6 separate regions of the Homo sapiens genome follow, and all the other regions are linked to region 4. A link is a loop called in an ENCODE intact Hi-C map of the cell type or tissue named here. Cell type or tissue: heart right ventricle. All regions are shown on one strand. Region 1 overlaps SH3TC1 (SH3 domain and tetratricopeptide repeats 1). Region 2 overlaps HTRA3 (HtrA serine peptidase 3). Region 3 has its middle 11 kb from the start of LINC02517. Region 4 overlaps ACOX3 (acyl-CoA oxidase 3, pristanoyl). Region 5 has its middle 18 kb from the start of ABLIM2. Region 6 holds the start of LINC02517 (long intergenic non-protein coding RNA 2517).

Region 1 (4,000 bases), 160 kb before region 4:
GACATGTGGAATGACCTGGGCACAGGAACGGCCTCTGGGGAGACTGGCTCCGAGTCCCCCTTTTGCTGAGCATGGCCTGTCCCCTTCAGGACCCGTTTGATGCAGCCGGGTACTACCAGCTGGCGCTGGCAGCCGCCGTGGACCTGGGCAACAAGAAGGCACAGCTGAAGATCTACACGCGGCTGGCCACCATCTACCACAACTTCCTCCTGGACCGTGAGAAGTCGCTCTTCTTCTACCAGAAGGCCAGGACCTTCGCCACAGAGCTCAACGTCCGCAGGGTCAACCTGCCTCCTCTGCCACTCTGCGGGTGGGCCCCCTGGTTGGCCCCCAGCCACCCTCGCTGAGGACAGCATCCAAGGGAGTGGGTTTTGTGCAAGGGCTGGGGGTCTCCTGCCTCTCCTGGTGTCGCCGGTGGCTCATTTTCTGGCAAATGGAGGCACGAACGCAGGGGCCAAATAGCAATAAATGGGTTTTGTTTTTTTTTTGCAATAACTTATTGAAGTCAGCAGGGCATCCTTCCCTAGTATGCTTCCTGGGGCGTGTCTAGGGGCCAGCTCCCTTCCCTGGGGGCAGCCCTGCTGCTATGTCCTGATCTTGGGTATGAGAAGGACCCCGAGTCCAACAGACCTGTGCCAGGTCACCATGAGCCTGGGTTTCGTTGGCGGCCAGAGGGGAGACGGTGGTGGAACTCCCTGGGCAGCTGCTCGGAGCTTTTGCCGTAGGTCTTGTGCCACCCTTGCCTTTAATCCTCAGGCCACTGTGCGCGGAGGTGGGGGCTGCTAGTGCCCCCATTCGCCAGTGAAGAAATAGAGACACAGAGAGGTTAACTGTCTGGCCCACCATCACACAGACGCAGAGCCCAGTGCGCTGACCACACCACCCTGCCGGCCTGCTGCCAGGAAGGTGCCCCCATTAGGACCCAAGGTCAGTTCCTGCACCTCTCTTGTGGTGTCAGGAGAGCCACAGGGCGGTGAGGGTGGCCCAGGGGATCCCCCACTAAGTGTCCTCTGGTCCCAGACTTGGCTGGGCTGAGCCTGACCAGTCCCACCTCCAGCCACTGGTCAGTCCTGTGGGAAGTGAGATGCAGGGATCTCTGCCTGTGTAGACGCTGCTGCCCAGTGTTGAAAGCCTTTTCTGGGCTGCCCCTCAGCCCTCCCCATGTACCCCTCCCCTTCCGGCCCCCGGCCCTCATCTCAGTCCCCAGGAATCCCAGGTTTTCCTTCTTGGAATCTCTTGGCCCCAGGAAACACGGCTCACACGGTCTCTTCGCCAGTTTACGGCAAGGAAACCGAGGTTCAGAGATTGTGGGTGCCCCACGTGATTCTCACAAACACTGCACTCTCCCAGGCCCCTCTTTTAAACACTTTTAAAATGAGGTGACATTCACATCGCATGAAATTAACTATTTCAACGTGAATAATGTGGTGGCATTTGTGCACTCACAGTGCTGTGCACCCACCCACACCGTCTAGTTTCAAAAGGCATTCATCTCCCCAGAAGAAACCTCCCGTCCTCATTAAGCAGTTACCCCTCCTTGGTATCCCCCAAGCCCCTCTCCTGGGGTCCGAAGAGGGACTTGCCAGTGAGCGGAGCTCTGATAATAAGGAATCAGGCACCCACTGCTGGTCCAGGCCTGGGTTGGTTTTCCACCCAGCAGAGGTGGCAGAGCCAGGAGGGTCTGGGAGCGCTACAGGGGAGCCCCATGCTTGCCGCCGGAGCCCTGCCCCGCCCCGAGCTTCCCCACCAGGGGGCAGCAGAGAGCTTTCCAGAACCCGCCGCGGGGCTGGAGGGAAGCAGTGGCTCAGAGCTGCTGACAAACCTCATGTTGACCCCAGACCGCTGTCTCTGTGGGTTGGGCTTGGGAATTGGAGAGGAGGCCGCATGATTGGAAACATGAAGACGGCACGGCCTGGCTGGAGCAGCGGGAAGCGTCGTCACGGTCACTGAGGACACAGACCTCCTGCCTGCCGGGCCGGGCCTGCAGCCATTCCTCTCGGGGTGGGGTCTGCAGTTCCGGGTTGCTCTCAGCCCCCGACCTGCCTCAGAGTCCTGGGGGCTTTGGGACTGTGCCTCCCCATTTCCACCCACCCTGGCTGGTGCCATCAGGGGCCTGGATCCTGGGATCCTGTTCCTCTCGGGCAGCAGAGCATGGGGGACCAGAGGAAACGGTGGGTCTTCAAGCCCCACATTCAAACCCCAGCCCACCACTCACAGTCTGGGGGTTCGGGGTGAGGGAGTTGATTTCTCTGAGCCCCAGTTTGGTCACCACTAAAATGAGACTGACATACTGGGGCAGAGTGCCAGCCCCAGGGCCAATAGAGGCCTGTTTCCTACTAACAATACTTCTTACTCCTAAGAAAAGCTCCAACAACCACACGCTATGGAACACTCAACCCAGGTCAACTTGTCAGAGACATGTGAACCAGAGCAGCTCCATCTTGAATGGGGGCTGGGTAAAGTGAGGCTGAGACCTGCCGGGCTGCATTCCCAGGAGGTTAGGCATTCTTAGTCCCAGGATGAGATAGGAGGTCGCACAAGATACAGGTCATGAAGACCTTGCTGATAAAGCAGTTTGCAGTAAAGAAGCCGGCCAAAGCCCACCAAACCCAAGGTGGCCACGAGAGTGACCTCTGATTGTCCTCACGGCTCATTATATGCTAATTAGAATGCATTAGCTGCTAAAAGACACCCCCACCAGCACCATGACAGTTTACAGATGCCATGACAACGTCTGGAGGTTACCTTATAAGGTCTCAAAAGGGAGGGGAGAAACTCTCAGTTCTGGGAATTGCCCACCCTTTTCCTGGAAAACTCATGAATAGTTCACCCCTTGTTTAGCATATGATCAAGAAATAACCATGAAAATGGGCAACCAGCAGCCTTTGGGGCCGCTCTGCCTATGGAGTAGCCATTCTTTTTTTTTTTTTTTTGAAATGGAGTCTCGCTCTGTTGCCCAGGCTGCAGTGCAGTAGCGTGATGTCGGCTCACTACAACCTCCGCCTCCCAGGTTCAAGCAATTCTCCTGCCTCAGCCTTTCTAGTAGCTGGGATTACAGGAACCCGCCACCACGCCCAGCTAATTTTTTGTATTTTAGTAGAGACAGGGTTTTGCCGTGTCGGACCAGGCTGGTCTCGAACTCCTCACCTCAGGTGATCCACCTGCCTCGGCATCCCAAAGTTATGGGATTACAGGAGTGAGCCACTGTGCCTGGCCAGAGTAGCCATTCTTTTATTCCTTTTCTTTCCTAATAAACTTGCTTTCACTTTATGGACTCGCCCCGAATTCTTTCTTCTGTGAGATCCAAGAACCCTCTCTTGGGGTCTGGGTCGGGACCCCTTTCCAGTAACAAACTTGCTTAACCTCTCAGACCCTTCGTCTCTTCATCTGTCACCAAAGACAAAGCCTACCCCAAGGTTCCAAGAGTGAGGAGAGAATGCATGGGAAACGAGGGGCACAGAGTTGGTGTGCAGAACCAGGCAGCCAGTCCCGTTGTTCTGTGGTGGGTGGAGGTCAGGGCTCGGCTGGCTAAGGCCTAAGCCCACTGGTCTCCAGCCCTGCTCTGCCCGTCGGAGGCTGGTTCCCGGGCAACAACCGCCGCAACAACAACCCCCTTCAGCAAAGTAGGCATGAGATGAAGAGATGTCCAGTGGGCACGTGCCCAGCTCTACGCAGCCAGTGGTCTCGCAGCCCAGAAGCCAGCTGCCCCAATTTTAGAAGGAGGCGGCCATGATCCCCAGGTTAACTCAGTCACCTTCCCACACACATTCAGCAAGCGCCCACTGCATGGGCTGCAGAAACTGCCTCAGGCAGGTGCAGGGAACTCCAGGAGTGTTCCAGGCCCTCCCAGAGGTGCTCCTGGGACTGCAGCTGAAATCACACTCCTTGTTGGGGTCCCTGGAGACTCTCCCCTGAACAGAGATGGAAAGAGCCTTGCCCAAGGTCACACAGCCCCCTCTCCTGACTCAGAGGCAAGGGAGCTCCGCCCAGCACAGCCGCC
Region 2 (4,000 bases), 130 kb before region 4:
TGCCTGATGAGGGCAGCCTCCTGTGGGCTGAGGTTCCTTGTGCTCTCCTCTCCCCTCCCCATGTCAGCTCCTCCGCCTTCTCCCACCCTCTAGGCAGGAAGGTCTCCTTGGTCCCTTCTCGCCACCCTCCCCCCCGCACCCCCGCCCCAGTAAGCTCATCTGCCATGAAGTCCTCCCCAGGTGCTGGGACTTCGGGCCCTATCTCCAGCCCCCGGGTCTCTCCTGAGTTAGAGTCACGTGGAGATGCCTGCTGAGCCGCCTCGGGCTCTACTCTTCCCAGCCCCACTGAAAGGAGCACCACGATGTTCAGTGGGGAGCCTCGATCCCCTCCGTCCCTCCGCCCCTCATTCCCCTCTTCCCCTCACTCCCCTCAATGCCTGCTGCACTGTCACAGTGGCTCATCAGTTTGGGACTTGGTGTGGGGGTACCTTTCCTGGGCCTGCCCATTGCAGCCCAGCTGTGTGGATGGGGGCCCTTACTCCTCTCCACCCCTCATTCCTCTCTGCCTCTCACTCCCCTCCACCCCTCATTCTCCTGTGCACCGGGAGTCCCCTCAGCTCATCCACAAAACATCTCCTGGGGCGCTCTGACTTCCCCCTCCATCCTCCCTTCCATCACTTCTCACACAGCAGCCAGGATCACCTTGGTCAATCTGTCCTGCCCATGACCTGCAGGCTTCCTTGCAAGGCACCCCAGCACTTACCTTGACTCACAGGGCCCTGTGCCTGCCACCTGGCCCGCATCACCCTCGGTGCCGTCTCCCACTGTCCCCTCATCCCCTGTGCTCTGGCCTCATGGCCTCACCGGTCTCTTTCCCACCTCGAGGCCTTTGCACGCAATGTGCCCACTGCCCGGCGTTTCCTTCCCTTGCCTTAGCGTGGTGGGTTCCTCATCCTGCCTTCACCCGGATGTCCCACCGCCCCTGAGCCACCTGCCCTGGCCACTGTGCCCAGGTCATCCTTCATTGCTTGGTGAGCACACCCAGGGTCTCCGGTGGGCCCTGCACACAGATGTGACTGTGGGTCAATTTCTCTGCGTGATCCCCATCTCCTCCAGGCTCGAAGCCTCGCCGGGCAGGGGCCTGGGCCAGTGCGTGGCCTCTGTAGATGACACGAAATGAGACGAGGGCCCATGTGATGTGTGAATCTCCTCTAACCCTCTGGGCCCTTCTTGCATCCCTCCAGTGACAGAGGCTCACCACTTCTCAGGGGAACCCTCGCATCTTCTCAGGTCCATGTTAAGGCATCGCAGTTGCACAGAGTGGATAAATGTCCATCCACGGGATGGTAAAAGCAGGGATAAATGCGTTTCTGAGGGCCTGTGTGGAGAAGGGTTTCCCTTTGCGCGTAACCAGAGCTCTGAGGCCATGCAGCCTCTCCTCTGGCTGCAGATAAACAGGCCTTGGAGCCTGCCATGCGCTCAGAATGTAGAGCCCCAGAGCAGTTTACAAGGTGGCATTTAATCACCGGCTTTTATTGTGCAACCCCAAGCAGGTTCTGATGGCATCTCCCGGTTGTATTTATTGAAGAACTTGGGTTGGCTTTTGATTTGTAATCCTCTTAGCAGCTTCCTGGGGCTGCACATGCCTTGGAGTTCAGCATCTGGGACCACTCAGGCAAGATGACGCCTCCCCTCCTGCCCCGCCCACTCCCGCTGGGGCTGCAGTGCTGAGCCACAGCATCTGGCGGCACTGGAGGACTTGGAACTGCCGGCAGAGCTGCTTGGCCAAGAGCTTTCGCCAAGGCTGCCAGGAGCCAGGAGTCCAGCCGGACTGGAGCTGAGACCAGGGCGCTGTGCAGCTGCCCTTCCTGCCGGGGCTTGGCCTAGCAAATGCACCCTCACCCCATCTGCCATCCTGTGGTCTTCCCCCGACAGGCCTCTGCCCTCCCATGCAGCCCCACACAGCAGCCTGAAGGGACTTGGCGAGACCCGGACCCTCCCTGCCGAAAGCTGGGCCATGGCTCCCACGGCCTCAGGACTAAGCATAGCCTCCTGGCAGGCTCGCAGGCTTGGTGACCCCAACCACTGCCTCCTGCCCACATCACCACAGCCGCAGACCCCTGTGAAACCCCCATCCTGCATTGTGAGGGACCAATGACAATGCATGGAGCCCAGAAGAGGAAGAAACCACCTTCAGAGTGGAGAGAGGGCTAGATCAGGAGGGCTTTCTGGAGATGGGGGCGTCTAGTTGTGGAGAGGTGGGTACAAGGGGGCCTGTGCACCCTTGGCCTCCCACAGGCTCACCAGGGCCTGCCAGGTGGTCTGAACACCTTCCGCCCAGGCTTGCTTTGAGGGAGGGAGGCCACCAGGTTTCACAAGGGTGAACGGTGTGACACTGGGCACTGTTCCAGGCCCACAAAGCCTTCAACACATCATTGGGGTATTGATGTCCTGGTCCTGTATGAGAAAGGGTTCAGGGAGCTGTAGGAAGCTGCCCTCGGTCACTCAGGTAGGGATGGATGGTTCTGCCCTGAGCCCAGGTCCCCTGGTTCCCCAGCCAGTGCTCTGAATACCAGGCAGGCCCCTAGCAGCTCGAAGTGTCTGCCTTGTTTGGTTTTGATGAGGGTGTTTGTGGACTAATGGGTGGGACAGGGTTTAAAATCATAGACCGCTGTCCTTGGTGCAGCAAAGATATGGCGAGGACACGTCCATATGTTCCCCAAGCTGAAAGCCAGGTCTAGTGCAGGGGTAGCAGGTGACTCCCTGGAATTGTGCAATGTACAGCCTGCCCACCTGTGTGCATTACCCTGCTCCAGCACATAATGGGCAGAGCACCAGGACTGGGACCCAGTTCTGTCCCTCATGTCTGGCTGCTCAGGGTGGAGTCCCAGCTCTGCCCCAGAAGTCTCTGAAGCTCTTTGCACCTCAGTTTCTTCATCTGTGAAATGGATAACAGTGGGACCCCCCTCACTGGTCACTGGGCAAATGAGATGATGGACTGAGTGTGCTTTGCACGGTGCCGGGCTCATAGAAGTTGATGTGAAGAAAGGATGGCAGGTGGACGCGTCTTACAGAAGTGGAGTTAGTGAGAGTGAGGGAGAGGGGTCGAGGAAGGGGAGGAGCTGGAAGGCGGTGTCTGTGGAGGTGCTGCCATGTGCTGGCCCTGCCGGAGGGAGTTTCATTGGCCCCGGTCAAGGCAGGGAGGGCTTCCTGTAAGAGGAGGGCCAGGGGCTGTCTTCCTTGCCTTCAGTGGCATGGAAGTGCCTGACCCATGGCACTGTGCACAAGGACCAGCCTTCTTGGTAAATCACAGGCAGGCTGGCGGCAGCACCTCCTCCTCCTCCCAGGGGCTGGCTGTGGCCCAGCTGGGTGTGGAGTTTCACAGCCAGAGGAGCCAGGCTGGCCCCACATTGAGCTCGGGTCTAGGTTGAGCTTTTCTGGGGCTGGACAGGTTGTCACATTTGCCAAGGGCCAGCACGGAGCAGGGGAAGCGCCCAGGTCAGGGCTTGCGGGGCCTGGCTGTGCACCTTGGGCAGGTCCCGTGGCCTCTCTAAGCCTTGTTTCCTTGCCTGTAAAATGGACTCAGTTCCTGTCTTGCAGAATTGCTGCAAGAATTCAATGAGATCACAAACTTCGGAGCCCAGCCTGACGTCCCATGCCCAAATCGGGTCCCGCCTGCGAGGTGTGGCCCGTGGAGGGGGAGGCAGCGGGTTCCTCTGGGCCTGGGCTGCAGCCCTCATCCCGCCTGCGTTCCACATGAACAGGTCTCTGGGCTTGAGGGTGGCAGATGGCAGCATCCACCCCACGGGGAGCCACAGCTGGACCTGAGGCTTGTGGGGGCACGGTTCACTTGGGGACATGGCTCGGTGGGGCAAAGTTCACTAGGGGACAGGCAAGTTTTCCAGAGGAGGAAAAGCAAAGGAAGCTGCCCTGGGAACTAGTTAGACCCAGGAGGCAGCCCCTTTAGTGGTGGGCGGGGCTGGGGGCTGTTGAGGGGGCCCCTGGAATGGCTCCTCTGTCTCTGAAGAGCATTCATTCGCTCCCTCATTTGCTTCCTGCC
Region 3 (4,000 bases), 73 kb before region 4:
TGGGAGGAGTGATGGGTGGGCATCCCTGGTGTTTCTCCCATGCTGGGGACCCAGAGATAGGCCCAGGAGGCACCGGCCAGCCCCAGGACTCCCCAGCACTGTGAATGACCTGGAAACAGGTGAGCTGCATGACAGGGATATCTATGGCTAGAGAGGCAGGAGGAGGATAATCCCTGGAGGAGGCCAGGAGGAGGCTGGCAAAACTCAAGGGACCAGGGGGACGAGGAGGCTGGTCATATGCTCTAGAGCTCTGCCCGCTTTGACTTCCCAGGAAGGCAGGAGACTGGACTCTGGCCTGGGGGAGGAAGGGATGTACCAGGTCTGGGGAAGGCAGTGCCAGGAACAGGCCCAACAGGCACACAGGGTCACTGGGTCCCCCCTCAGCGATCTCCCTCATACTCACTGCTGTGCAGAGGAACTGGACCTTGGAGACAGCACAGGCCAGGTGGCTCTGTCCTCCTCTGGGCCTGGACCCCACAGTCCCTGGGACGCAGAGCTGCTGGGGCGGCGTCAGGCCCCGCAAGATGACATCCTGCACTTCCACGGCCCTGAGAGTGGGCAGCTCCTTAAACTAGGGCCCTGGGGCCCACCCTAGTCCTAGCCCTACGCAAGCCACCTAGTTTTTCAGTTAGGGCATGGGGGTGTAGGGAGGGTGCGATGGGCAGGAATGACTTGGGAAACAAGGACCCGCTTAGAAGGTAAGGCCTCCAGGGCAGGGCCCCCTGCCACTTGTCTGCAGAGCTCCAGCCCCAGCACAAAGATGCCAATGACATCCTGCACAGAACTGGCACAGATGCCAGGGAGTGTGTGATGGGATAGTTAGCCCGGGCACCAACTAGGATGGGGCAGATAGGTTTGGCCTGGCGTCCTAGCTCCCCCTCCTCCAGCTGTGAGACCTTGAATGCGTCAGGGGATCTCTCAGGCCTCAGCTTTCTCCTCTGTTGAATGGGTATAGGAGTCTCCACCTCACAGGCTCATCACGGGGAGTCTCAGATTCCCTGTGGGCAAGTGCCATGCACAGTTGCTCAGCTCAGGCTGGGCGGGCATTCACTCTGTCCACTCTCTCCTCCCTTCTCCAGCGCGTGAGTCTGAGACATGAACAGCAAAGAAGGCCACCTCCCAACCCCTCGGCACACACAAGTCTGTTCAAGGAAGACTTATGAATGGCTGTCCCTGCTCCTAGACTGGCCAGCTGGCCATGGCTGAGGTCCCACAGGCTGGCAGACCTGGGCGGGGTGAGGTAGTGTCTGGTGCCGGGCCCGGGTCTGGTGCCTGCATGGTGACAGCAACAAAAGCAGGGCCGGGTGGTGCATGGGGAAGCCCCCGGGGAGACTCTATGACACAAGCCAGTCCCCCTGAGCCACTTCCCCACTTGGGACCCTCAACCTGTGCAATGGGAGAGAAAGCCCCAAGCTGGCCTCCTGCCCAGGGGACTGAGAGGGAAGTGGGTGGGAGGTCCTCAGGCACAGTGGTACTCCTGGGGTCCCGCCAGCCAGACCATTCAAGGTCACAGGGACAGACAGCAAAACTTGATTTTGCAAAAACAAGGTCACTTGGTTACAGCAAAACACCTGCAGCCAGAGACGCCACAGAGAGTCACACACAGTCCCATGGACAGAGGCACACTGACCTGGAGGCACCCTTGGCCCTGAGCAGACCAGGCAGCCTCAGAAGCCCCGGGGCCTGGGTACTCGGGCCTGGGTGGGAGCAGCCGTAGCGGGGAGGCCTGGTCATCAACTGGCGCGTCTGCAGAAGGCTCTGGCGGCAACAAGAGTGACACCTGGTCTCCTGTGAGGAGCCAGCACTGGATATGGGCTTGAGGTTCATGGTCTCCCTCTGGTTCTGTGCAGTTACTGCTCTGTGCTCCCGGGGATGGGGCCCAGGCCGTGTGGGGACGGGGCGCAGCAGGGAACCCTGGATGGAGCTGCCACAGTGAGGTGAGCTGCCCCAGACCCACAGGCAAGGAGACCCCAGAGGCCTTTGGGGGAGGTGGGGCTGAGGCAGGGGCAGAGCCGAGACCACAGTGGCCTCCATCTCCCCGATGGATACCAGGAGAGGAGCAGACACAATGGCTTCATCCTTCACATTTTAAAGAAGGAGCCACTGAAGCTTGTGACCTGGGCATGAGAGGCATCCAGGCTGTGGCCTGTGGCCCGGGCACAGAGAGAGGGGCTAGGGAGCTGTGGGGCAGGCAGGAGACCACTGTCAGTGTCTGTGACATGCGTGTCCACACACACCCTGGACTCACGTGTCCACACCCATTGAACTCACACGCCTCACCCCACTTCGAAAGCCAAGCCCTTGGGGAGACATGGGCAGCTGCTGGGGTGGCTCCCCCTCCACTCTCCAGGGAGCCTTCTCCAGCCGCCAGCTGGCACTGTGTCCCACACATGCCGTCTCTGAGCTCCAGTGTCTAGAGGAAGGAGTGAGAACATCATGTTCACGTCAGCAGGAGGTCAGGATCTGTCCTCGTAGCTCTGGACATGCAAAGCCACCTCCCCCTGGAAACCTTGTCAGAACCAAGAAGGCTGCTTCGGAAGACTCCCAGGGCTCACTGTGGTGGGCAGAAGGCCAGAGGAAGGAAGGAAGGGGGCTGACAGGCCCCCAGGTACTCGCAGTGAAAGCATTCCCGAAAGCACTGCTTAAGCACCATTTGTGTGCCTGGCCCAGTGCTGGTCACTTGAGGGCATCAGGGATCAAAATTCTCACTGTCAGCCAGGAGCTCCTGGGACCATAGAGGGGCGGCCTTTACCACAAGGCTGCCGAGAGTGGAGGAGGCTTGTCTTTGAGGTGCAGGTGTGGCCAGGGCCCTGCCAACACATCCCTGGATCCATCCGTGCCTGGATAAGGCATGATCTCCTGTTAGTCTTATCCATTGCTGAGTCAATCAATGGCCCCTTTGGCTGAAGGTGATTTGAATTGTGTTTCTGCATCTTATGATCAAGAGAGTCCAGACAAACTCAGTCACTGGTGAGGGTTTTCTGTATCTGAAAGTCATGATCTGAAGACTTGGTCCGAGGATGCCAGGGAGGAAGCAGCTGCCAGTGAGTCAGCCTCAGGTGCTTGAATCTTGCTGAGCCCTTGTGCCCCCTCTGCCCATCTGACCCAGGCCACGCGATGACTCCCATGGGCCCCAGGAGCGTTGGCTTCAGTGGACGTCTCCCTCCATTAAAACAAAAGTTAAAACTGCGTTTTATAGCTGTGTTGGTACAAAGATGAACAGTATGCAGGCTGGATTCACTATTATACATGCATCATTATTATATTCACTTTTTCCTCTGACTTTGAAAGAAATTGAAACATTACCATGTGTGTTTTCCCAGCCAGATGGGGAGTCAGCCCTGACCTAGTCAGGATCCGAGAGGGTTGGTCCCTCAGAGACTCAGATGTTATATTCTATGGACAGAATGTCTGTGTCCCCCAGAGTTCACGTGTTGACACCCTAACCCACAATGGGATTGCATTAGGAGGTGGGGCGTTTGGGAGGTGATAAGGTCATGAGGGTGGGGCCCTCATGCAGGGGATACGTGCCCTTATAAGAGAGGCTTGGGAGATGCTCACGCTCTTTCCACCACATGAGGATGCAGGGAGAAGGCAACTGCCTGCCAGCCAGAAAGAGGCCCTCACGAGAACCCCACCATGCTGGCACCCTGACTTCAGACCTCCAGCCTCCAGCACTGTGAAAAAGAAATGTTGTTTGTAAGCTGCCCAGTGTATGGCACTTAGTTCTAGCAGCCAGGATGGACTAAGACACGTATTCATCCTGCAGCACACCCCAAACGTAGGGCAACCCTGCTGCCGAGGCAAACTGCCCACTGGGCACACTGTGCAGGAGCCCGTGAAGGGGACAAGGGGTTGCTGGACATCTGCTAAAATACCCACAGGCACTGGCACAGGATGGCCTGGCAGAGTGAGACCACTGGACCACACAGGAAGAAAAGTCCACAAGGATGGAGATCCGAGAGGTGTGATCAGAAAAAGGTGATGCTAGTAGCTCAGG
Region 4 (4,000 bases):
GAAGACTCATCTATAAAGAATAATCTCACATGCTGGAAGGGAACCAGAGGCACCCGTTTCCTGCGTGGGCTCTTCCTTGAGTCCTGCTCAGGATGCCCCCACACCCCCATTGTCACCCGGTCCTGGGCTGCCAGCTCTGCTGTGCTGGCCCGATTCACTTTCTCCCCTCCATCCCCACCTAGGACCCAGCACCTCCATCCCTACTCAGCTCTCCTGGGCTGATTTCCTGCAGCAACCATATTGGCTCTTTCCTAACTCTGCCTCTTCAGCCCATCCTCCCTGTGGGAGCTGGGCCGTTTCCCAAAGGCCTTCGGAATGGCGGAGGCCAATGTGGAGGATCCCCCCAAGCTGACCTCCATCTGCCCCTCTAATTGCATCGCCACCTTGCCATGAGGTGGTCCCACCTGCCTGTGGTGCCCCATCTGCCCCTCTAACAGCATCACCGCCTTGCCATGAGGTGGTCCTGCCTGCCTGTGGTGCCCCGTCCACCAGGTTCTCTCCTGGCCTCATGCCCTCCATGCAGTCACTGTTGACACCAGGCAGCCCTCGGCCCACCTGGGAATTCTATGCCCCACCCTGGGAAGGGTATGAGGCGGACCCCAGGGTGGGATCCCTCAACCATCAACGTTCCTGGTTCCTGGGTGAGCTAGCTGCCTCTCAGCAGTCTCCCGGGGCTCACCCCCCTCCATGAGGGGGCCACCGTGCATGGGGCCTGCCAGACTTAAGGGACGGGCACGTAAGTGGCATGGTATGAACAAGTCAGGTGGGGCAGACGACATCCTCTGAGGCACAAGGGCCAGGCCATGATCCTGACTCCCAGGACAGCCTGAGGGAAAGACACAGCGACAGTTTCCACACTACCAGGAGGAGCAAGGCCCTGGGGCCGGGTGGGGACGGGGCTGGAGCTCCTTAGGGAAACCTGGGTGACCTGGTGAGGGAAGAGCTCTCGGCTGCTTTGCCAGGCCCCTGCCCACCTGCAGGAAGTGAAGGGCAGCGGGGGGGCCAGCTCCTCCAAAGCCCTAGGCCCAGCTGCCCAGTTTGGTAGCAGCTTCCCCCATGCCACAGCCGCACACTCAGAACACCCCACCTCGTGAGAAAAACCTTGCCTCGGTGCCAATGGCCCCAGCGTGCTCCAGCCTGTTACTTGAAAGCCAAGGAATGCCTTTTCCAGTATGATCCGGTCACAGTCAGCGCCCTTTTTAAGGAGTGGAAATTATTCCCCCATTCTCACCACACAGAATATATTTATACTTGCAAAAACATTCCCGTGAGTTTCAAAGGAAAGCAAACTTCCACGAATTCTCAGGGGATCCCTTCTGTTCCACAAAAGCTATTACAGTGGTGGTCACATGTGGCCAACTCAAATACAAGCCAGATCCAGTGTCTCCAGCGGGAGACGTGTGCGTGTGTCACAGGTGTGTGTGTGCACAGCACAGGAGTTGTGTGTGTGTGTCACTGGACATGCACGTGGCACGGGAGGCCTGAGTGTGGCACAGAAACCCTCACTCCAATCCCAGAAGCGCCCAGACCTCAGCACACACCCCGCGCCCTGGACATCCTGCTTCTTATTGCAGCAGCTTCCTTCCTCCTTTGGGGCCTGGAAGGGCCCCCCAAGCCCAGCCCAGCCAAGCCGCCAGAGCAGGCCGTTGAGTTCGGCAGCCATCCTCCCAGCCACCGCCTCAGCTCAGGGCAAACGCACGAAGAAAGACCCTTAAGGTGCAGCCCACCTTAAGAGTCTGGCTGAAACTATCACTTGAGAAGATCTTTATGATTTTGCTTTTAGAGCTATTTGGCTAAAATTAATCCACACAATTTACGTTTACCTTGGATTTGTAGGCAGTCATCCCACATACTCAGGAGTTCTTGTAAAGTGACAAAATCTAACCTACAAATTGTAACCACTTTTTTCAAGATAAATGATTTCAACATTGGTAACAAAAATCACTAAATTATAATGCTGATCTTGGAAAAGACAGACATCCAGGCAGAAACTGGCTGGGAAACCCGGAGGGAACACTGGTATCACTGCGCCCCCTGCTGGGTGCCCTGCCCAGACCCTCCAGCCCTGGATGGGAAATGTGCATTTCTGGAAAGGGGCGGAGAGCAGGCCGCCTGCATCACCCCGGCTGGCTCCCATCCCAGCCCAACCTAGGCCTTCAAAGGCTCAGGGATCAAAGATGGACGAATCCCACTGCATCCCTGTCACCCTGCAGAGAGACACGGTGGAAAGGCTCTGGGGGCTCAGTGACCTGGCTTGGTGGAGCAGCTCTGAACCAGCGTCAAAGGGCGGTCGTTATTGTGTTAGTGGCGATCCTATAGGAGACCGTATTTCTGAGTCTTACAAGAGGCTTTACCATATCAGTGTGATGTATTAATCATTAATGGTTTGATCTAATGCTCCTTTGAATATTATCCCAGTAAGAGGTGTGGATTCAATCTCTAGAAATACGTTTATTAGGGGGGAACCAAGTGCAGGGTTTCTCTGCAATGTCCCAAAATAATGTCAAAGCCTCTCATTCATGAAACTGAATGAGCAGTGAAGAAGAGCCTTGCTCACACCCGAGGCCACCCACTGGATGTGACAATTCACCACCGCCATATGCCCGGGTGGAGATGCCTGTCGGGCCTTACGTGCACACATAGGACACTTCAGTAGATGGGTAACAGTGCCTGTGGCTGCAGAGCCCTGAAAGGGATCAGCCGGGTCTAATAAAAGGATGCAGATTCTCCAGAACAACACAGTGCTTCCTACACCCCATTTCCTGCACAGCGCTTCAGAGCTTCTCACCCTGAGGCCAGAGCCATCCTTCTCAAACAGACCAAGCCGCATTACATCCTCCAGATGGCTGGGGCTTCCCGCTGCCCTGAGGGCGAAGGGCCTGAACAGCGACCCTCCATACCTGCTACACGGGCACCGTCCATGCCAAGCGCCTCCCAGGCACCCTGCGAAAGTAGTCATTCAAGAGAACTGACAGCCGCAGGTCGGGGTGGCGCTCTCCTCCCTGCCAGCTCCAACATTAACTAGCAGGTTCCTTGTATTATTTTAGTATAAGCCAGTGAGAACCCAGAACTCTGCAGGACAGGTGGAGTTAGGAGGGCTGTGCATATGTGTCTTGTTTTGCTTTTTTTTTTTTTTTTTGCCTGAAATCACAAGAATTTGCTTTTTAACAATGTCCTTTTACTTTCTTCTCAAGTTGACACTGTATAAAAATCAATCAAGATTTTCCTCTTTAGTACAGTCTGGGGCCCTGCCTGTTTTAAAGGGCCAAGCAGAGATTTAAGACACTCCCTGCCCATCACCCTGACTTCTCAGAAGAGACAGGCAGAAGGAGGTTTCTCCATCGCTGAGCGCTCAGATGCCCACTGGCCCATCTTCTCCCTCTGGAGACAACCTGGTCATGATAACCAGTTATTTCCAACTCCTGTAAGGCAGGCTCCTCTCCTCTCCACCAGCCTCGCTATGAAACACTATATGAAACACGCATATCTAGAAACACTCCTGAGACATCTTTCAGGCTATCAGGCTCAGGCATGGTCATACCTTGTCCCACTACCCCCAAGTTATAAATCATCTCGTGGGCACAGAGGGGTCTACACCCTGCTGGATCAGGCTCTCGGGGGAGACAGCGTGTGGAGTCCAGCATTCGCAGTGAGGGAGGCACCAAATGGGCCAGTGGCCAGGAAGTTCAAGCCCGGCCTGCTCAGGCAGGGCCTGGCAGGGCCCTGGCACAGGGACCTCTCTTGTCACCTACTTTACAGATGAGGAAATGCCAAGAAAGCTGGTCAAGGTGACACAAAGGGCCGGCTGCACATCTGTCTCATTCCAAAAGTCATGCTGCTAATGACCTGGAGCTCCAAAATCCAATCCCTCAAAGACCCTCAAGGCCCTTGCGGCCTGGCCTCCCTACCCCGCCTGCATCCCAGCACAGGCCTGGGCCTGACACTTCCCACTGCTTCCTCCACCTGAAACGCTGCACATTCCAAAATCACTGGCCACTTC
Region 5 (4,000 bases), 230 kb before region 4:
CCATAACATTCTCAGGGAGTCTGGGTATGCTGGGAAAATCAGCCAGATGCCGGTGATTTTGACACCATTACATTTTGATAGGGACCCACTTCAAAAGCAGCCTTCATGCCAGAGATCTGTGGTTATTCGAACCTTTATTACTAGTGACTCCCTGACTGGTATACCTGCAACACCTGGCAATGAGATCCCTGTAGAGGTGGTATTAAAGATGGTCACTGAGATTAAGAAGATTCCTGGTATTTCTCGAATTATGTATGACTTAACATCAAAGCCCCCAGGAACTACTGAGTGGGAGTAATAAACTTCTTGTTCTATTAAAAAAAAAAAAAAAAACAGAAAGAAAAGAAAAGGCAGACTAGGAAAACTGAGGACTCCAGGAGTCAGAGGTGGGCAGGAGAGGAGACAGCGGCACAGGGCCACCACAAGTTTGTGTCATCCGGTCCACCCTGACCCACTTCACAGCTGGGGACACCCAGGCTCAGAGAGGTTGAGTGCTCTGCCCAAGGTCACACAGCCAGCTTTTGGTAGAGCCAGGAACACCAAGGTGAAGTACATTCTAATCCCAGTGTCTTTAGTGAATTGGACGGACCAAGGGGGACTGCCAGAGCATTTTATCAGATCACTGTCATCCTTGTCTTTTCAGAAAGTCAGGCTCTGTTTATTATTTGCTCTCTCAAGGTACAAACAGACCTGGGACCTTCCTGTGTTTTCTTATCCAGAAGAGACACTGCCTTTCCGGGGGCCATAGGGGAAGGGAGTGGACGCTAATGCACCGACAGCTACACGACAAAGGCCTGACGCCAGAGCAACCCTCAAGTGACTGAGTGTCCTTGGCACTTCACCTGCGTGATCTCCTCCCAACAGAGCCGGAGGCTGCTACCTGCATTTCACAGGTGAGAAAACCAAGGCACACGAGGCCATGCCCTCCCCAGTAGCCAGCAAATGGCAGAGTAGAAGCACAGACCGTAAGTCTGCTTGGCACACAGCACAGTCACAGCTGGAATCATGAACCTCACCTTGCCTTCCTTCGTTTAATCACAAACGGTGCTTCCGTGTGGGCTGGGGAGGAAGAGAGGTTGAATCCTGTATTTTTAGTGGCTTAAAACAGCATTTATTTTTGCAGTTTCTGTGGGTCAGGAATCAGGTGCCTCTGGCTGAAGGCCACTCATGAGGTTGCAGTCAGCGCTGGCAGGGTCTGTGGTCTCATCTGAAAGTTCACTGGGGGAGGATCCACCTCTGAACCTGCTCATGCATGAGCCTCATTTGTGAGATGAACAAACTGAGTCTTAGAGAGGTTAAGGGTCTCACTCCAGAAAATACAGCTGGAAGGATCAGGGCCAGGTGAATTCATCAGCCTGTGCGGAGACGGGCTCCAGGTGGATGCAGCTCCTGGGGCTTCCCAGGGCATGGAACCCACTGTCTTCTGTCTTTGCTGGCAGCTGCCACCGTGGGCACCCACAGCACACTCCTCAGACATCCATCCACAAATCCCAGCCAGGCCAGGCCTTTCTGTAATCCCGTCCTGACTTCATAGATGTCTCCGAGGCTCAGGTGGGGCAGCTGCCCAGGGTCACACACTGGGGGTTTGGTGGAGGTGGGATGCAAACCAGGTCTTCTGGCCGAAAGCCCCTGTTCTTGCTCCATCAAACAGCTTCCTGTGTCCAGTGGCAGAGACACCTGAGCCCCAGTGCAGGGCCTCACCTTGATACAATCAACTCGTGACCTGGTCATCACAAGCATGGTGCCACAGGCATGGCCGAAGACACCCCCAGGGAGGCAAGTATGATGGTGGAGTCCAGGCTGAGGGGCCAGAGTGCCTGGGCCGTCCCCACGTTCATCCCACTCCCCAGCAGGAGATGTTGGGAGCTCCCCACCCCTGCATCATCTCTCAGCTCGTCACTCTAAAGAGTGAAGCCAGAAGCTCCCACCTCACAGGCTACACTGGTGATCAGATGGGGCAGCCCAGTGGAGCGGTAGCTGAGTCAGCACATGCAGGATACATGCACGGGACACTGTCCCTCCACTGCAGAGATCCATGCACGTTCTCTGCCGTTCAGTGCAGTACTACTGTATGCCTAAGGGCTGGGGATCTCACAACTGGAGAGAGCCAGATGAAGCCCAGCCCACCACTTCCTGGGCAAGCCATGCCCCTCTCCCATCCATGGAAGGGGTTGGTTTAGGAACGTGCACTCAGGGTGCTCCCACTGAGGGGAAGCACAGGAGGGTCTCAGCCTAGCGCCTGTCCAAGACCAGAGCTCAATCCTGGGTGCTGCTGTTGTTCTTCTGATTTTCCGCTAGAGGACAGCGGCGGGTCAGGGCCGTCCTCTCCAGGCTGACACTAACTGGGCCTGTAAATGTCAGGGGAGCTGTAGAGGTTGGTGCTCTGTCTACACACGAGGAGGGACTTGCTCAAAGCTACCAGGGAGAGCTGCCCCCGGCTCCCAGGACCCATCACACGCTTGTTCACAATGGGCACTTGTGGAGAGACACACCACAGACAGGTATTGCAAACTTGTCGGGGGAGCCTAAAGGACTGCAAACTTGTGGGAGGAGTCGGGGCCCCCGTGTCAGGGGCTGCTGAAGACTGAGGCCCTAGGAGCCCCCTGTGCAAGGTGTGCTGTCCTTGGGCTGGGCCAGGGACTCTGGGCCCCTGAAGAGGGACACCTCTTTTGTCTATAAACTTTCTCAGAAACACCATCCTCCATACACTTGCACCAACAAATGGCTTTTATTATCACACTAATGACATTTCTTCTGATTGCAAAAATAATCATCTTCTGATTTTAAAAGTAATGCACATGAAAAATACAGAAAGAGGATAATGAACATTTATTCACTCCAACCTGTCACTCTGATGACCACAGCAAATGTTTCCACATTCTTCTGTCCAACTTTTTTCTTCTTAAGAGCATTTTTAGAAGCACGATGTTTTGAGATCTCGCCTGCCTGGGGGAATACATTGAGACTGTCTCCCACGCAGTCACTGTTCTACTGGAACATTGCCAGTCACTCTCAGTGGCTCCTGACTCCCTGCTGGGCTGGGCAGACCCCTGGTGTCAGGGACCAAGCTGGCTTTGGGGAGGGTGGGTCCCGGGGAGGGGTGAGGTCCAGCTCCTGTTGCCAGGTCAGAAGGGCGCAGTTCAGGTCCTGTGTGGCCTCAGTGTTACCCACCCCACTGGCCTCAGCCGTTCATTTGTGAAGCTGGGATTCCCCCACTCAGGGGGTCCAACTGTCCCTGCTCTGCCAGAGCACCCACCTTTCCTTTGCCTCTCTCTGTGTCTTGCTCTGGCCTCAGGGTATACTGCTTATCCCAGAGAGAAACAACGGAACCAGCCACTGGCTGCTGCGGGGCCTCTGCTTCTGCTGCTTGGGGTCTGGGTCCAGCAGTGTCCATCGTTATGTGGGATCTTCCAGCCTATCGTGGGCGGCCTCCACGCAGGGGGCCATGCCTGCCCTTCAAGGCCACCTTTCACCCTTCACTCCCTCACTCGCCCTGCGAACCCCTCCTAGCTGTGGGAGACTCGCCTCACGGGGACCCTGTCAAATCTCCATCCCTTTTAGGGTAGCAGGGTGGCCTGGCCGGCACTTTTAGGATCAAGACTGACCAAAAGAAGGTGAATTGGCTTTATTTATTTCTAGAAAAGTCTTATAGAGTAAGACAATACATAGGTAAGTCGTGTTTCTCTCTCTCTCTCTTTTTTTTTTTGTTTGTTTGTTTTAGACAGAGTATCACTCTGTCGCCCAGGCTGGAGTGCAGTGGTGCAATCTCAGCTCACTGCAACCTCCGCCTCCCGGGTTCAAGCGATTCTCCTGCCTCAGCCTCCCAAGTAGCTGGGACTACAGGTGCATACCACCACACCCAGCTAATTTTTGTATTTTTAGTAGAGACGGGGTTTCACCATGTTGGCCAGGATTGTCTGGATCTCTTGACCTTATGATCTGTCCATCTTGGCCTCCCAAAGTGCTGGGATTACAGGCGTGAGCCACCGCGTCCAGCCAT
Region 6 (4,000 bases), 83 kb before region 4:
AATGGTTATTGTCCTTTTAATATTACTTATCCTCATGTTAAATACATCGTAGTACATACATGTAACAGACCCCAATGTTACATACACATTACAGACCTCATCCTCCTCAGAAGGGATTCCCCAGGCCAGCCAATTCTCCGGGGCAGATGTCTGCAAACTGCAGCCTGCAGACCACATCCAGCACACAGCCTGTTTTTATATGGCCCAGAAGATAAGACTGGTTTCTATATGTTTAAAAGGTTGTTAAAAGAAGGAGGAGGAGGAATATATATATATAGCTTGCCACAAACTTTCAAAGTGAAAAAGATTACTCCTGGGGCACACTGGTACGGGCTTTTTGTAGAAAAAACAAGGAGATAAGTCTGTTTTGTCCCTAGTCTGTGTGGCAATGAAGTCTGGTTTGGTTTTGTTTCTTCATGTCAATAGAAATGATCACTTGTGGAACTCTGAGTGTTCACCAGATACCAGGCTAAGGGCTTGAAAGGCTTGATTTTTGGTTCCACATTCACGGTAACCCTGGGATAACAGCAGTGTCTGCATCCTAACAAAGTGAACGCTCAGACAGCTCAGGTAGCTTGTCCATACCAGCGTGTCTAAAACACGGCAGAGGCCCGGTGCGCTGGCTCACATCTGTAATCCCAGCAATTTGGGAGGCCAAAGCAGGAGGATTGCTTGAGTCCAGGAGTTGAAGACCAGCCTGAGAAAAATAGGGAAACCCCATCTCTATAAAAAATCAAAAAGTTAGCCGGCATGGTAGCACATGCCTGTGGTCCAGCTACTTGGGAGGTTGAGATGGGAGGATTGCTTGAGCCCAGGAGGTCGAGGCTGCAGTGAACCAAGATCGCGCCACTACACTCCAGCCTGAGCGACAGAGCCAGACCTTGTCTCAAAATAAACTAAAGTAAAATGTGGCAGTGTGTGAATTGCAATCCATGCCACTCTGACCGTGGGATCTAAGACTCTGATCACCACACTACACAGCTCACTGCCCCTCCCCTTAGACCTTGGTTTCCTTTCCTATAGAAAGAAAAGCTTCGTTGATCCGGCATCAGACCTTTCCAGAGGGAGTTGCCTGGTCTGGGCTTGAAGGCTAACAGAGATGGTCACACACAGTCCCTGGCCTCGGGGGATCTCCGTCTGGCAGAGAAAGCATCTTAGCGTGATCACTGCTCTGAGAGACGAAGCATCCAATCCAATCCAGCAGACAGGGTGTGCTTCCTGGAGGAGGTGACATTTGAGCTGGGCTTTGGGGGTGAATAAGAGGAGGATGAACTGCAAGACAGAGGAACAATGTCATGGAGAAATTAAGCTCATAGTCTTTGGGTTCAACAGATTTGAATTCAAATTCCAAACCACCTACTTACCAACTAGTAGGACAAATTACTTACCCCTTTTGAGCCTCAATACTGTCATCCATGAAATGGAATAATAAATTATCCATCTCATGGGTGGTTATGCGGGGACAATGCCTAAAATGTAGGCATTCAGTGCAGTATCTGCACATGGTGAGATCATGATAAGTAACTTGGGGCTATGATAACTTGTGTATTGCTAAGATGGTCCAAAAAGTCTTCCCAGGCCTTAGATCCAGTGGCTTTCAACTTAGTATTAATTACAATAACAAACTATCTTGAGCGTACTCACTGTAACAAGTAGGATCTCTGCTTCCTCTCTGAGGTCAGCGTGCTCACACACGCCTGGCACCATGGCCTGCCCCAGGAGGAAGCTGCCTTTTTATGAGATGAACTGCAGAGCCTTTATGCATGCATTTTTATGCTGTATTTGGTAGGAAGCACTGATGCGCCCAGGTCATCCAAGGGCTGGGTCGTGATCTGGCCTCCGTCCACTGGAAGTCAAAGCCTCTGCCAGAAGTCCATGTCATCCACAAAGAGATAAATTTTCTTCTATTTTGGTGTAGCGAAGAGGGCCTGTTCATGGAAGGGATCCAAGTTGGCCACTATCTTGACAATGTGTTTGATTTTAATGCTCAATTACATCTAAAAATAGGTCTGGGAGAGGTGACTGCCGAGGCGGCCATCCTGCTTGGCCAGCTGAAGGTTTGAGACTCAGGATGGGGTCATGGCTGAGACTATGAGGGCTGCTCGTGCATGACCCTGCCTGCTGGCCTCCATGGGCCCACTATCTGAATGTGGTTACCCTTCTCCCCAGGACCAGGTGCCACCTCCTCTGGGAAGCTTTCCCTGCCCGTCCACAGGGTATGCCTCCTTGTTCCTCTCCTGCCATCGGTTTACGTGCCTGTCTCCATCAACAGACCAGGAGCTCCTGAGGACAGGGACTGAGTCTGCCTGATTCATCTCTGCATTCCTAGCACTTACCTTGGTGCTTAGTGAAAGCTCGAACCTGCCTGGGTTCCCACCTTGTCTCTGCTACCCCCAGCTCTGTGAACTCAGGTAAGCTTCTCTCCCTCTCTGGGCCTCAGCTTCTATGCACAGGAAGCAGAACAGCCGTCCCTCCTCATGGGGGTGGTAGTGAGCCTCAGAATTTCCAGACATCCCCTTCCTTGCTGCCCCTGGACTCCTGTGCTCACATGAGCAGCTCTTTCACCTGGTGCAACCTGTACATGGGACTCAACAATAGTGGTGCACACCTCAAAGGGGTTCTGTTAGGATGAAATGGGATAATTTTGGCAAAGTTAAACTAAAACTAAAACTCCCCTCCCCAATATTAGCAACTATTGGCATTGTATGGGTCCGTTCTCACACTGCTATGAAGAAATACCCGAGACTGGGTAATTTATAAAGAAAAGAGGTTTAATTGATTCACAGTTCTGCATGGCTGGGGAGGCCTCAAGGAACTTACAGTCATGGCAGAAGGCACCTCTTCACATGGCAGCAGTAGAGAGAATGAGAGCAAGCAGGGGAAATGCCAGGTGCTTATAAAACCATAAGATCTCAGGAGACTCCCTCATTATCAAGAGAACAGCATGGGAGAAACCACCCCCATGATTCAATTACCTCCACCTGGTCCCACCCTTGACACATGGGGATTATGGGGATTACAATTCAAGGTGAGATCTGGATGAGGACACAGAGCCACACCATATCAGGCATCATCACTATCACCATCATCATCGCCATCATCAAAACCAGCATCATCACCATCACCACCAGCATCACCATAACCCACATCCTCATCATTACCACCATCAACACCATCATCATCACCATTACCCTCGTCATCACCATCCTCATCATTATCATCATCACCATCACCACCATTACCATCATCACCACCATCACCCTCATCCTCATTATTAGCACCATCAACACCATCATCATCACCATTACTGTCATCATCACCATCACTATCATCATCAGCATCATTATCATTATCATCATCACCATTACCACCATCACCATCATGATCAACATTACCCTCATCCTCATCATTACCACCATCAACACCATCATCACCGTCACCATCATCAACACCATCATCATCATCACCATCACCCTTATCTTCATCATTGTCACAATTACTGCCATCACCATCACCACTACCTTCACCATCACCATCATCATCATCACCACCATCAACATCAGTGTTTCCCAAGAAGAATCCACTTGCATAAATATAGAAGAGACAAATATTAACTTTACTGAAAATTTCCTGGGGTACAAGGGAAGGAAGGCATATCTCAGCCTCTCAGCAAATGACATGAAGATTTTTCAAGATCCCCACAGTAGGATTTGCTCCCTTTGGAACCCTAGTCATCACTGGAGGGCTGTTTTCCCCTCCAACCTGTCCCACCTGCTCTTTCACTTTCCTCTCTTCCCCTCCCAGTTCTCCCTGAGTAACGCTGAGTCCCTTGAACTGTTTTGCAGAGTCATTTTTCTCTCCCCGAGTGGCACCGGGCTCAGCAGACACTCTGGCCATGAAGGCATCTTCTGACTCAAGCAGGTCTAGATGTCTACCCCCAAGGAATCCCAGAACAGTTGATCTCTCTTTTTATTTTTTTATTTTTTGAGATGGAGTTTTG

Evidence for each region. A loop is a pair of places that touch in the nucleus more often than their neighbours do. Peaks named below come from ENCODE experiments on the same cell type or tissue, not always from the same donor. Only the 100,000 strongest peaks of a DNase experiment are listed, where the experiment ranks them.
Region 1: a loop joins it to region 4, with 16 times the contacts of the local background. A loop is called at or near these places in 107 of 110 quality-filtered maps.
Region 2: a loop joins it to region 4, with 6 times the contacts of the local background. A loop is called at or near these places in 67 of 110 quality-filtered maps.
Region 3: it touches region 4 in a loop (2.9-fold over the local background); 37 of 110 quality-filtered maps call a loop at or near these places.
Region 5: a loop joins it to region 4, with 6 times the contacts of the local background. A loop is called at or near these places in 56 of 110 quality-filtered maps.
Region 6: a loop joins it to region 4, with 2.6 times the contacts of the local background. A loop is called at or near these places in 30 of 110 quality-filtered maps.

The regions. Positions count from the first base shown.
Region 1 is chr4:8,240,609-8,244,608 of GRCh38, forward strand. SH3TC1 (SH3 domain and tetratricopeptide repeats 1) reads left to right here. Exons shown (of 18, transcript NM_018986.5): 18 at 90-495. The coding sequence ends at 347. Among named protein-coding and RNA genes, the nearest start is that of HTRA3, 27 kb to the right of the region's middle. RefSeq lists an enhancer at 1,452-2,013 and a silencer at 1,730-1,859. In heart right ventricle, a CTCF peak has its summit at 1,749 (motif pointing right); a DNase peak (open chromatin) is centred at 1,823; H3K27ac peaks cover 1,449 bases.
Region 2 is chr4:8,273,395-8,277,394 of GRCh38, forward strand. The region is part of intron 1 of HTRA3 (HtrA serine peptidase 3); the gene reads left to right. Among named protein-coding and RNA genes, the nearest start is that of HTRA3, 5.6 kb to the left of the region's middle. In heart right ventricle, a CTCF peak has its summit at 1,671; DNase peaks (open chromatin) are centred at 1,667 and 3,298; H3K4me3 peaks cover 118 bases; H3K27ac peaks cover 4,000 bases.
Region 3 is chr4:8,328,691-8,332,690 of GRCh38, forward strand. No RefSeq gene overlaps it. Among named protein-coding and RNA genes, the nearest start is that of LINC02517, 11 kb to the left of the region's middle. In heart right ventricle, a CTCF peak has its summit at 2,343; DNase peaks (open chromatin) are centred at 1,789, 2,431, 3,071 and 3,951; H3K27ac peaks cover 999 bases.
Region 4 is chr4:8,401,314-8,405,313 of GRCh38, forward strand. All of the region lies in intron 7 of ACOX3 (acyl-CoA oxidase 3, pristanoyl), which reads right to left. Among named protein-coding and RNA genes, the nearest start is that of ACOX3, 37 kb to the right of the region's middle. RefSeq lists a silencer at 2,111-2,308. In heart right ventricle, a CTCF peak has its summit at 2,033 (motif pointing left); DNase peaks (open chromatin) are centred at 1,558 and 2,068; H3K27ac peaks cover 4,000 bases.
Region 5 is chr4:8,174,702-8,178,701 of GRCh38, forward strand. It overlaps the pseudogene GMPSP1. Among named protein-coding and RNA genes, the nearest start is that of ABLIM2, 18 kb to the left of the region's middle. RefSeq lists an enhancer at 1,325-2,170. In heart right ventricle, CTCF peaks have their summits at 2,287 and 2,489; no DNase peak of the experiment used is centred here.
Region 6 is chr4:8,318,112-8,322,111 of GRCh38, forward strand. LINC02517 (long intergenic non-protein coding RNA 2517) reads left to right here and starts at 2,065. Exons shown (of 2, transcript NR_149126.1): 1 at 2,065-2,411. In heart right ventricle, a CTCF peak has its summit at 2,455; DNase peaks (open chromatin) are centred at 1,870 and 2,390; H3K27ac peaks cover 2,893 bases.